2 separate regions of the Mus musculus genome follow, and region 1 is linked to region 2. A link is a contact called in ENCODE Hi-C or POLR2A ChIA-PET data. All regions are on one chromosome and are shown on one strand. Each heading gives the region's core, a stretch centred on a gene start or an enhancer-like site at or near the end of the contact. The rest is flanking DNA. Distances are from core to core; before and after follow the strand shown. Region 1 has its middle 21 kb from the start of Lexis1. Region 2 holds the start of Abca1 (ATP-binding cassette, sub-family A (ABC1), member 1).

The links. Hi-C counts contacts between places; a loop is a spot of excess contacts on that map. ChIA-PET counts read pairs that join two places held with the same protein, here RNA polymerase II (POLR2A).
Region 1: a loop to region 2 is called in a map of heart, with 10 times the contacts of the local background. The contact joins the enhancer-like site here to the promoter of Abca1 in region 2. A Hi-C loop is called at or near these places in 18 of 37 maps with a recorded cell type or tissue (ES-E14, Patski, T-helper 1 cell and 5 more). POLR2A ChIA-PET finds 5 or more read pairs at or near these places in 3 of 5 experiments (Patski and embryonic stem cell).

The regions. Positions count from the first base shown.
Region 1 is chr4:53,194,395-53,199,591 of GRCm38, forward strand. No RefSeq gene overlaps it. Among named protein-coding and RNA genes, the nearest start is that of Lexis1, 21 kb to the right of the region's middle. Within about 2 kb of position 2,242, at least 1 of the 3 ENCODE cell types and tissues checked has a DNase peak (open chromatin) inside an H3K27ac peak, as active enhancers do; it is heart, where a contact is called at or near this core.
Region 2 is chr4:53,157,468-53,162,576 of GRCm38, forward strand. Abca1 (ATP-binding cassette, sub-family A (ABC1), member 1) reads right to left here and starts at 2,428. Exons shown (of 50, transcript NM_013454.3): 1 at 2,209-2,428.

The sequences.
Region 1 (5,197 bases), core at 992-3,491, 37 kb after region 2:
AATGATTTTTTGCTCTACTATAAGTTGTGCCTCTTGGCCAGTTAATGTATGTCTTTGACTGTTGGTGATAAAGGAAAAATGAAGAGTTGCGCTTCCATCCCCTCACCAGCTGCCTTTTTCTCAGAGTGCACCTGGTGTGAGTTTCTTCTCAGAGTGTACCTGGTGTGAGTTTCTTTGCAGCTTTCCCATCCACACCAACATTCTCTTTCATCTTACATTCTTATTTTGCTGTGGTGGTTGGGATTGGATAAAAATGAATATTTAATAGAAATGTTGATGGCCAGAAAACTGGCTCTGTCTGTGACTATAAGGAGAATAAATAAGAATTTTGTGAGAGTCTAAGTGTTTCCAAATATCATGAGTCTTGCTGTCTCCTGATTCAGAATGTATGGAGGGTTTGTTCTGGGCACAACGGCCATTCCAGTCATCTCCAAAATCACTATACATCAACTGTTATTTCCATTTTTCAGAGTGCCTATTGCTGGGCTACTGCACAAAAGGAATAAATAATAAATTATACATCGTATTAATTTTGGGCACAGTTGGCCAATTTCATATTATTCACAAAGGTCACACTGAACAGAACAAATGCACACAGAGGCATCAAGCAGACAAATCCAGAAGCAAAGGGGAAAACCTAATTCTAAAACTATTTTGCATTCAGGTCCGAAATTGGTTCCCTTAGAGGTCCTTACATTCTATTTGTTTGCAAAATTTAAAAAAGGGAGAGTTGGCAGCAGGGAGAGGTTGTTTATTAGTGCCAATAAGAACTCAGGGTTAGTTAGGAGCTGGGGTGGGAAGAGAGTTGGGGACGTCTTCACTTTCAGTGCCTTGAACCAATAAGATGCCAAGAAGAATCTGATCAGAGTAACTACCCAGCTCAAGGAAACCACTGTCATTGCTTTGTTAGAACCAATGGCACCTTCTAGAACAGTGGTTTCCAACCTTCCTGATGTTGTGACCCTTTAATCTAGTTGTTCATGTAGTGGTGACCCTCAATCATAAAATTATTTCGTTACTACTTCATAACTGTAATGTTGCTGGTGCTATGCATAGTATTGTAAATATGCAGGATACCTGATATGAGACCTCTATGAAAAGGTCTGGGGTGTGGGTGGGGGTAGGTGTGGGGGCAGGGTTGTGACCCCCAGGTTGAGAACCGATGTTCTAGACTATGCTACCAGAGAACATTTTTGTTGTTGTCTTCCTGTAAGAAAAAGCAAAGCAGTATTTGAAAGCGTTCTATTTGAAGAGTATGTCACAATGTAAATCATTTTTTAAAAATATGCACTTTGAAGGCATGCTATGTTTTAAAGACACTCCATTAGAAGAAGTAGAAAACGAAAGCAAAATTTTAAATCAAGTTTTTACTTTATCCACTGGTTCTCTTTAAAGAATTCCTTGTGGGTCACGCTGAGTCTTAATAAGTGGGACACTAAGTACTGCCTATGGATACCAGTAACAGAAAAACAATTGTGTTGACACAACAGGTTTTACAGATGGTATTTTCTAAGTTTTTTATTTGTTGAATGGACAACTTAGGATTTGTGGAGCTAGAGCTAGAGAAAGAGCTGATGAACTTCAAAACAGGCTTGGAATGCTTAACCGGTGTCCTTTCTAATGAACTGACTGCTAGTTCATTGACAACAGCAGATCTAAAAGGATTCTGCTCGCAGGCCTCCTGTGGCTGGAACACTCCAGCTGGCTAGCTCTGCAGAGATCTGGCCCCAAGAGGTCTCGCCGCTTTAAGCGTCCTAGGCCTTGGACACGCCCACCAGAAAGCCAAACACAAAGCGCGGTGTCTGCTGGAAGTTGTAGTTCCAGACCCTAGCAAGTCTTGACTCGTCCTCTCCTTCCATTTCATTGACTCTTAACAGACCACAGACTCTGAGACCGCTTCAGATTACGCATTGATCATTTCAAGGTATAAGATGAGAGGAATTTTCTTTAATCACCGGATCTGGGCGCTGCTGCTGCTGCTGCTTAGAAAGTATCTGGAAGGCGCGCATGCGCGTGAAGGTAGACAACACAGCCTCTGACTCCCCTAGAGCTGGGATGAAGGGGACTTAGGCCCTGTATATAGTAACAGTTTGTGATAGTGTGGTTTGCAGGTTGTGACGGAAACCGAGGAAGGCAGACGGTCACGTTAGGACCCCATCTGGACTTCTAGGACACTTCCACCTTCTAGTTGTTCCCAATTTGCAGAATTGCAGTTTTTTCCATATCCCTTCATCTCTTTATGGAAAGGCTTTCCCTGCGGCGTTGTGAAATCCTCAGCTCTTCAGCCAAGGCCTTTTAGCCTGCCTGGAATTCAAACTGTCTCTCCTTGCCAGCTTCAGGTCATTCCAGGCAGCAAAAGGCACGGGCTGTACAGGCGTTGCTACTGCTGCTCTTCCTCGTCTTGCAAAGCTGGAGCCAGCCAGATAGAAGCTTGGATACCTGAAGCTTAGAAAGTGTTTGGAAGGAACGCAAGCGATGCGCATACATGATAGATAAGTAAATGCATAGATTAGATGTCTTTAATTCTTAAAGGGCCTCTCATAGCTTTCCTGTGTTCTTTGAGGTGGCAATTGTTATGCAAAAGAGCGGGTGAGAATCTATGACTGTAGTCAGTGGCAGAACCGCCAAACTGAAAGTTGTAGGAGTTACAAATCTGCTTTTCCATCATATCAAAGTAGACAGAGCTAAAGGGGACCAAGGCTGCACCTGATGTTGACTGCCTTTCTGAATAGCCAGTCCAGACCACAGCCGCTCTTAAAGTAGTGAGCAATTGCCTTTCAGTGAGTGAATCTCCTTCCAGCAAATACAGAGGATGTTGCTTGGAGACATGCTTAAGACTGAGCAAACACGTTGTGCTGGACTCTGGAAAGAGAAGCATTAGATTTTAGCTAAGGGAGTGACCAGGTTATGCTCTAAAGTGCCCTTCATTTCTCAGAGAGAAGAGTGAGCCACACTGTCTGTGTATTTGCAATCTCCCATTCTGCAAATGTAGTGCTGTTATTCCTTGCATCAGCAATGCTAACACAAATGTCAAATAGGCATATAAGTGATGAAATCCCCTGGCCTTGTTGCCCATGTCTCTAACCTCAGCACTGGGAAGGCAGGCAAATAATAGATCTCTATGAGTTCTAAGTTAGCCTGCTCTATTATCATGAGTTCCAGGCCAGCCAGGGCCTCCTAGTGAGAATCCGTCTCAAACAACAACAAAAAACAAAGTGCAGGAATCCTCTATCTGCTCTTCAGGTTGCACCAGTGTGGGTCAGGAGAAGGAGAGATGAAAACAGAGGTGTAGATCATACAAAATCGAGGGGCAAGGCATACAGAGCTGCGTAGAAGAGGGTGTGCAGAAAAGCAGTATTTGTTATGAGGGGATCTCTGTTGAGCTTTTAATCAACTAATAAGAAGTTGTCACCCCAGAGCTCCCACATGAGTTCTGTCTGAGAGGAAAGGGGGCTGGTTATTTGATCTGCAGGTATGGGCACAAAATGCTCCTGTCTCCCTGGCGCTCACCTGGTGAAAGCAGACTGTACAGAGTCCCTGGCTCTCCTGAAATGTCTGTGGACCACTCTCTGTAAAAATGCCTTTTGAGTGCACTGCACATTCCTTTGGACCTCTTCTGCACTGGAACGTCTTGTTCCTTCGGGGATTTGATATTTGGGAACAGCCAGAAATCATTTGGCTGCACATTTGGAAGGCAAGGAAAACTATTGCACTACAGAACTGCTGCCGGTGAAATCTGGGAGGTGGTTTTGGGTGTGAACCAAAGGCAGGGTTTCTTACCTTGAAACATGGAAAATTTGAATATACCTTTTTTTTCTAGGGAGGAGGGGTAATGTTTTTAGCTGATACTACAGCCTCTCAACGAATCCCGATGATTCAAACAAGTTAATGATCATAAGGTCATTTCTCTGTGGGTTGTGGAGAGAAGTCATGTGTCAGGAGAGCAGAGGGCTGCTTACAGCTTCACCTATAATTTAATGTGTGGTCACAGTGGTTTCCAGAACTCCCAAAACATCACATGGGTTGAGTTGTACCTATAGTACTGAGTTGCTCTGCGTCTTTGTTAGGGTTTCTATTGCTGTGATGAGACACCATGACCAAAAATCAAGTAGGGAAAGAAAGGATTTACACTTCCGCATTGTAGTCCATGACTGAGGGAAGCCAGGACAGGAACTCGAAGAGGAGAGGAACTCGGAGGCAGGAGCTGATGCAGAGGCCATTGAGGGAGGCTCCTTACTCAGCCTGCTTTCTTATAGAACCCAGGGCCACCAGCCCAGAGTTGGCCCCACCCACCATGGGCTGAGCTCTCCCCCATTTATCACAAATTAAGAAACCTCCCTATAGGCTAACCTGAAGCCTGATGCTATGAAAACATTTTCCTGATTGAGGTTCCCTCCTCTTAGAAGACTTTAGCTTGTGCTGAGCTGACATAAAGCTATCTGGAACACTCTGTGATTCCATAAAATCCAAGCAGAGATATCTCAAGAAAAACAACAAAAGAAAACCCTTGATTTTGAAGACCAAACATTCCTTGTCCAAGCGGTTAATTCGGCCTGCTCAAATAACTCTCTTAAATGTCAGTCTTCTCTTGAATGACTTAGGACTAACGTGCCTGACCACAGACATCAGCATCCTGATATCAGAACTGGGAATCTCCAGACCTCAAGCGAGCCTATTCAGAGGGGGAAGGCAGAGGCTCCAACACCAGAGGGACTTATTCAGAATTGCTCCTTGTGCTCACAGATACGCCCAAAACGTTAGCACATAGAGTTGTTCCTTCAAGGCAAGGAATGCAATACTCGTCATCTGCCCAGAAGGCTGGGAGCAGGCGTGCATGTTCTAGCCTGGTCACCTTTGCACTATTTGTAGTGCACGTACACCATATCCCTCCCCCAGACCCTTAGCCTTGCTTTTCTTAGTCAATCGGTAGAACCTATATTGATGGAAGGTGTCACATGCAGTCAATCTATAAAACCTACTTTATGGAAGATGACACATGTATTTCACAAGGAGTTTCCATGTAGTCCTCTTTGATCTGTATTTAGCTTATTTTGTTCCTCAAAGAGATTTACATATGCCTAAAATAAATTACTTAGGGTCAGAATTCTGCAGTTTGAACCAATGACATGATATTTAGCAATGTTGAGTCAAGCTACCTCCTTGCCCTTTAGGGACTGGGAGCTCTTCAGACTCTGCA
Region 2 (5,109 bases), core at 1,178-3,677:
AAAATACTTTAGGGGGCTGGATTTAAAATACTCATCTTCGGGAAGACACCCGTCACAAATACCCAAGTCACCACCAGTGACCCCTCCAGAACCCCAGTGACTTTCACAAGGAGACCCATGACTTATTCTATGGTAGCAATTTTTGCTCCAAAATGGTACTATGAGCATTATGTTGCTGAAAATTTCCTTCCCTCAACCCTCAGATTCAACTTGTTACCACATAGATAATAATCAATTCTGTGCATCACACCTTTCTTTAAAAAAAAAAAAGCCCTATTTTAATGACTTGTGATAGCGCTGAGGAAAAGACATGCTTACAATAGAAACTGTAATTTATCTTTATTATTTATATATTGATATACTATCCACTCAAATATTCTCTATGCTTGTCTATACCTCCTTTGATGTGGGGGAAGTGTTTTTCAACAATGGGAACAGCAATACGTTGTCCTTATGTGTGCATTAGAATATTAAAAATGGGCTGAAAGAAAAGTGGTGATGATAAACAACTCCTTTTTAATTGGCATTTATGTCTTGTAGAGTATCAATACTTGGGTCAGGGTTCCGAATTATGACTAAGAGGTAAGGGTGTGCTTTCGAGCCTGCAGGCATGTGTCAGGTGTGTGCTGTGGGAGGTGAGGGCTGAGCCACAGAAAGAAAGTGGTGTACCAATTCTCTTCAAGGAAGGTTTGTGCTGTTTTGTTTTGCTTTGCTTCTGTGGTTGGTGGTGCTAGAACCCAAGGTCTTGTACAAGGTAGACTCTACCGGGGGCCTACATCTTAAGCCAGAAGTGTTCCTTTTGTTTATCTGTCCTTTATTGTACATTTATTCTGCCCACTTCCTTGGAAGGATGTCGAAGTAAATTCTTGTTTTGTTTTGGAATGGTGATACCATTGCAGCAAATGGGGCAAACTAATTATTTCTAGTGACACTTAGTTTTCCCAAACAAACACACAAAGTCAAAAAAAAAAAAAAAAGCAAACAGTTTAATAAGTATTTCTCTCTTTTCCAGAGGTAAGTGCAGAAACCAAAACAGGCACCTATCCACAAGGTTGTCATCAGCCAACATCCCCAAGAACCTCATTGAGCAACGGTCTGGGAGTCAGGAAACAAACAAACAAACAAAAAACAAAAACAAAAAAGAAAAAAACAACAACATGAAAACATAGACTGGCTTTCTTGGCCTCGGGTTTCCTCCCAGTTTGGAAACACCAGTTTTGACCAGATTCACAGTGAAGCAAAAGGACTAGAGACTCTCACTCCGCACCAGGCCATACCTAGGCTACCCGGCCAGGAGGCGCTGCGGGCCAGTCTCCAGGGGCCACCCGCAGGCCGCCCAGCCCCCACCCCCTGGCGGCGGAGCCCGGCCCAGCACCCGAGCTGCGAGTTCTGTGCTGCCCGATGGGGTTACTTGCGGTCATTCGGCTGCACAACCTAGCCCCAGCTTCCCAATCGGTGCTCAGCCCGAAGTCTCCCCAAGGGAAGACTAGCAAAAAGCAGTAAGATGAGGGTGGATTGGGCACCCCAGTTTCGGGTTTCTGCAGACTCTCTTAAGTTTTCTGTCTTTAGAAGGAACAAAAGTGGTCTCCCACTTTGCGCCAGGGACTGCAGCCCTCCAGAGCGCAGGAAGCCTGTGGGCAGGACCCCGGAGTCGAACAAAGCCCAGAGAACTCAAGCAGCAGTAACATAAAAGACCCCGTTTAGGACACTTCCTACTAGAGTTCTTTGGAAACAAGGACATGCAGTCCCAGTCCCGGGAAGAGAACCTCCAAGTCAGAGGCCAACACAAACCAGTTAAATAATGGAGTGAGGACTCAGATGTGACACTTGTGGGCGACGGCCTACCCCGCGCCAGACAAAAGGAGACCCTTTGTAGAGGATTCCCTTCTCCCTACCCCACTGGCTGTACCCCGAGGACGTCCGGGAACCTTGGCTCACACTGCGCCCAAGAGGCGAGTCTCCGACGCCGGAGATGCTCTCGCTGGTCTCCGATTCCGGGAGACCCGAGTGCGGCAGTTCTGAGTCCCAGGGTCGACAGGGCCCGTCCCAGAACATTCTTTCCCTGTTTATGCCTCCCCTGTACTATTTGCATCCCCAGAAGTAAGGTACATGGGAGTTCGAGTCCCCCCAGTGTCCCCAAAACGGAGAGCTTCCCAACGCTTCCTTGGCCCCGAAACAAAATGCCCAAGTCACTGAAGAACCTCTTACCTGTTTTCCACTTTGCTGTTTGAGTCTGTTTTCCCTACCCCTGCACAAACCCTTCCAGAAAGGGGAAGAAAAAAGTGGGGGGAAACAGGGAGCAGAGCAGCTCCCCAAGCCGGCTGTGGTTGCGCGGGTCCCGCGGCGCCCCCTGCCCAGCTTTGCGCTGCGCCGCGGAGAGAAGTGGGCTCTGCCGGTCCCGGCCCGCTCGCTCGCCCTCGGAATTACTGGTTTTTGCCGCGACTAGTTCCTTTTATAGATTCGGCTGTGCCGAGCGCCGGGGTTACTACCGGTCAAACGCTGTTCTCTCCCTCTTTCCCCCGCCCCCTTCCCGGCCTCTGTTTATGTAGTTCAGTCACTCAGCAGAAAGCACGTGGAGACATGGCCCGCCCCTTAAACCGGCGACAGTGCGCCGCCGCAGCGGGCACTGGGGGCGCATGGTGAGAGCTTTGTGGGGCCCGCTTTCTGTAGCCCTGGCCCTGACCTGCTAGCCTTCGGGAAACGGGAAACTCCGGACTTGCGCTGAGCCAGGGACTCCACATTCCCGGCAGAGGAGGAAAGGGGAAAAGCTCGTTCTCTAAACTCCTCTTTCTGCAATTGTTTGGGGTTTTGTGGGTGTTGCTTTTTGAGTTTTGTTTGTTTTGTTTGTGTGTGTATGCCCTCTTCCTCTCTCCCTCCCGCTCTCCCTTACTCCCACTCTCCCCCCTCTCCTTTTGTTAGTTTGCTCAGCCCCCAACTTGGGAAGGAAAACTCCCCACCCCACCCCACCCCCAGATGCCAACCATTTTCGGTCTCTTCCTTTTCTTCCTTTAAAAGTCCTAGATTGGGGGAAGGGATGTGGAATGGACAGTGAATATCAGCCTATTTTGGTGTCTGCCTCAAACCTTTACATTGATTTTGAAGAGAAGATCTCTACCTTCCAGGGACCTAGTCTGCACCTTCTACACACACACACACACACACACACACACACACACACACACACACACACCTTCCAGGGACCTAGTCTGCACCTTCTACACACACACACACACACACACACACACACTCCACTAGTAATAGGTACCTATAAGCCACAAGGGGCAGCTGTGGTCACAAGAGTGGGTTTTGATGATGTCAAACGACCAAAGTTAGATAAAGTTTTTCTGCCTCTATTTTATTTGTTTTAATTGAGACAGAGTCTCATGTAGTCTGCTCATAAACTCAATAACCTTGAATTCCTAATCCTCTTGCCTCCCAAGGCCTAAAATTACAGGAACAGAGTACCACACCCACATTTGTACAGTGCGGAGAGATGGAACCCAGCCTCTTGCATAGCAGGCAAGCATTCAGCCAGCTGAGAGCTACATCCTTGGCCCTTGCTTCCTGTCTCTCAAGAGAGAACGTTCTCTCTGCCTCAGAGTTTTCTGAAAATGAATTTCGTTGGAACTTTTGAAGTCCTCGGAAGAAGAGTGCCAACACCAGAATCCTACTGACTGAACATCAGTGCCAATCTCTAGTGACATCCATACCCTATAAACCATTTCCTATGCCAGACTTTTAAAAGTCCAGCACTGGCAAAGAATTTAAAATAATATGTGTGACCATCTGTGTACAAAGGAAAACGCCTAAGGGGAAAGGATCGTTCTTTGCATGATTTTAGGAGATTAAGTCTTTATGCAGCTTCCCTCATTTCCCCCATATCTCCTAGCACCTAAAATACACACACACACACACACACACACACACATTCTTTTTGTACTTTGAAGAATTTGGTTCCCAAGAGTACTCCTACTAAATTCTGTTCCCAGCATCCACTTGCTGCTTTACAACCATCTGTAACTCCAGTTACAGGAGAGCTGACACAGTCTTCTGGCCTCCATAAGCACCAGGTGTGTACGTGGTGCACACATGTGCACATAAGTAAAACACTCATGTACATAAATAAATCTCTCTCTTTTTTACCCTAAAAATAAAAGCTAACTTCTTGGGTTTCTCTAAAAGAGCGTAGGTGACATGTAAGTGCTACCCAAATCAGGTAGTTAGGAGGCAGAGAAAGAAGAAAGGGTGGGAAGAAAGAAGCCCCGGGCAGAGCATCCTGGAATCCTCACTATATGAAGGCAATGACCCTGAAATCCAACTTGCAGTGTTTAACTAGGAAGCCCTGTAGGGTTAGGAATCTGCCCCTATTCAACTCTCACTGCAATAAATGCACAAATACACTGCAGTGTTGGCAGTATGTGTATGCATGTTGTAAATCTCTACCCTTCGACACCTACAGAGGCCAAATGCTTCATCCAGGTTACACCTGTTGACACCAAGTGACATGACCTGCCATCAGGACAGCACCTCATGACACAACTACTGGATTTCAACAGTTAGAACTTAGATGATATCACACTTAAGAAAGAAAGAAATTTCAAAGCAGGAATTTCTCCATCCTTTGAGTACCCCTGGTTAGTTTGTTCCTGAGCATGCTCCAGAGAGCTTTCCCTTCCATGTCTTCTGATGTATAACACCTTCACCCAAACCCCCAACCTTGTCCTAGGAAGCCCTTTCTACCTGAGTGGAAAGGCCTATCTTTGTTACTGTTGCTCTGAAGTAGTGGATTCCATAAACATACCCTGGGTTGCTTGAGGTTCTATTCTGAGCTGACCCTGGGATCTTCTAATTACAGACTTGACCTTCAGGCAACTATGGCTCTACTGACCTTGCTAGAGAGGTCATAGAGATACAAGAAGCTCAATTTTATCATCCCATGAAGGCTTTTAAATCAAGATTCCCTGAAAGTCAGTGTTTAGAGGATAGTTTAAATGCATATCTAGGAGCCAGTCTACAGTCTACAAACACCTTCCTTAAAAGAGAGAAGTTTTTGTTGTTGGTTTTTTTTTTTAACAAAAGATATTCACTACACGTGTTTCTTGCCCGAGA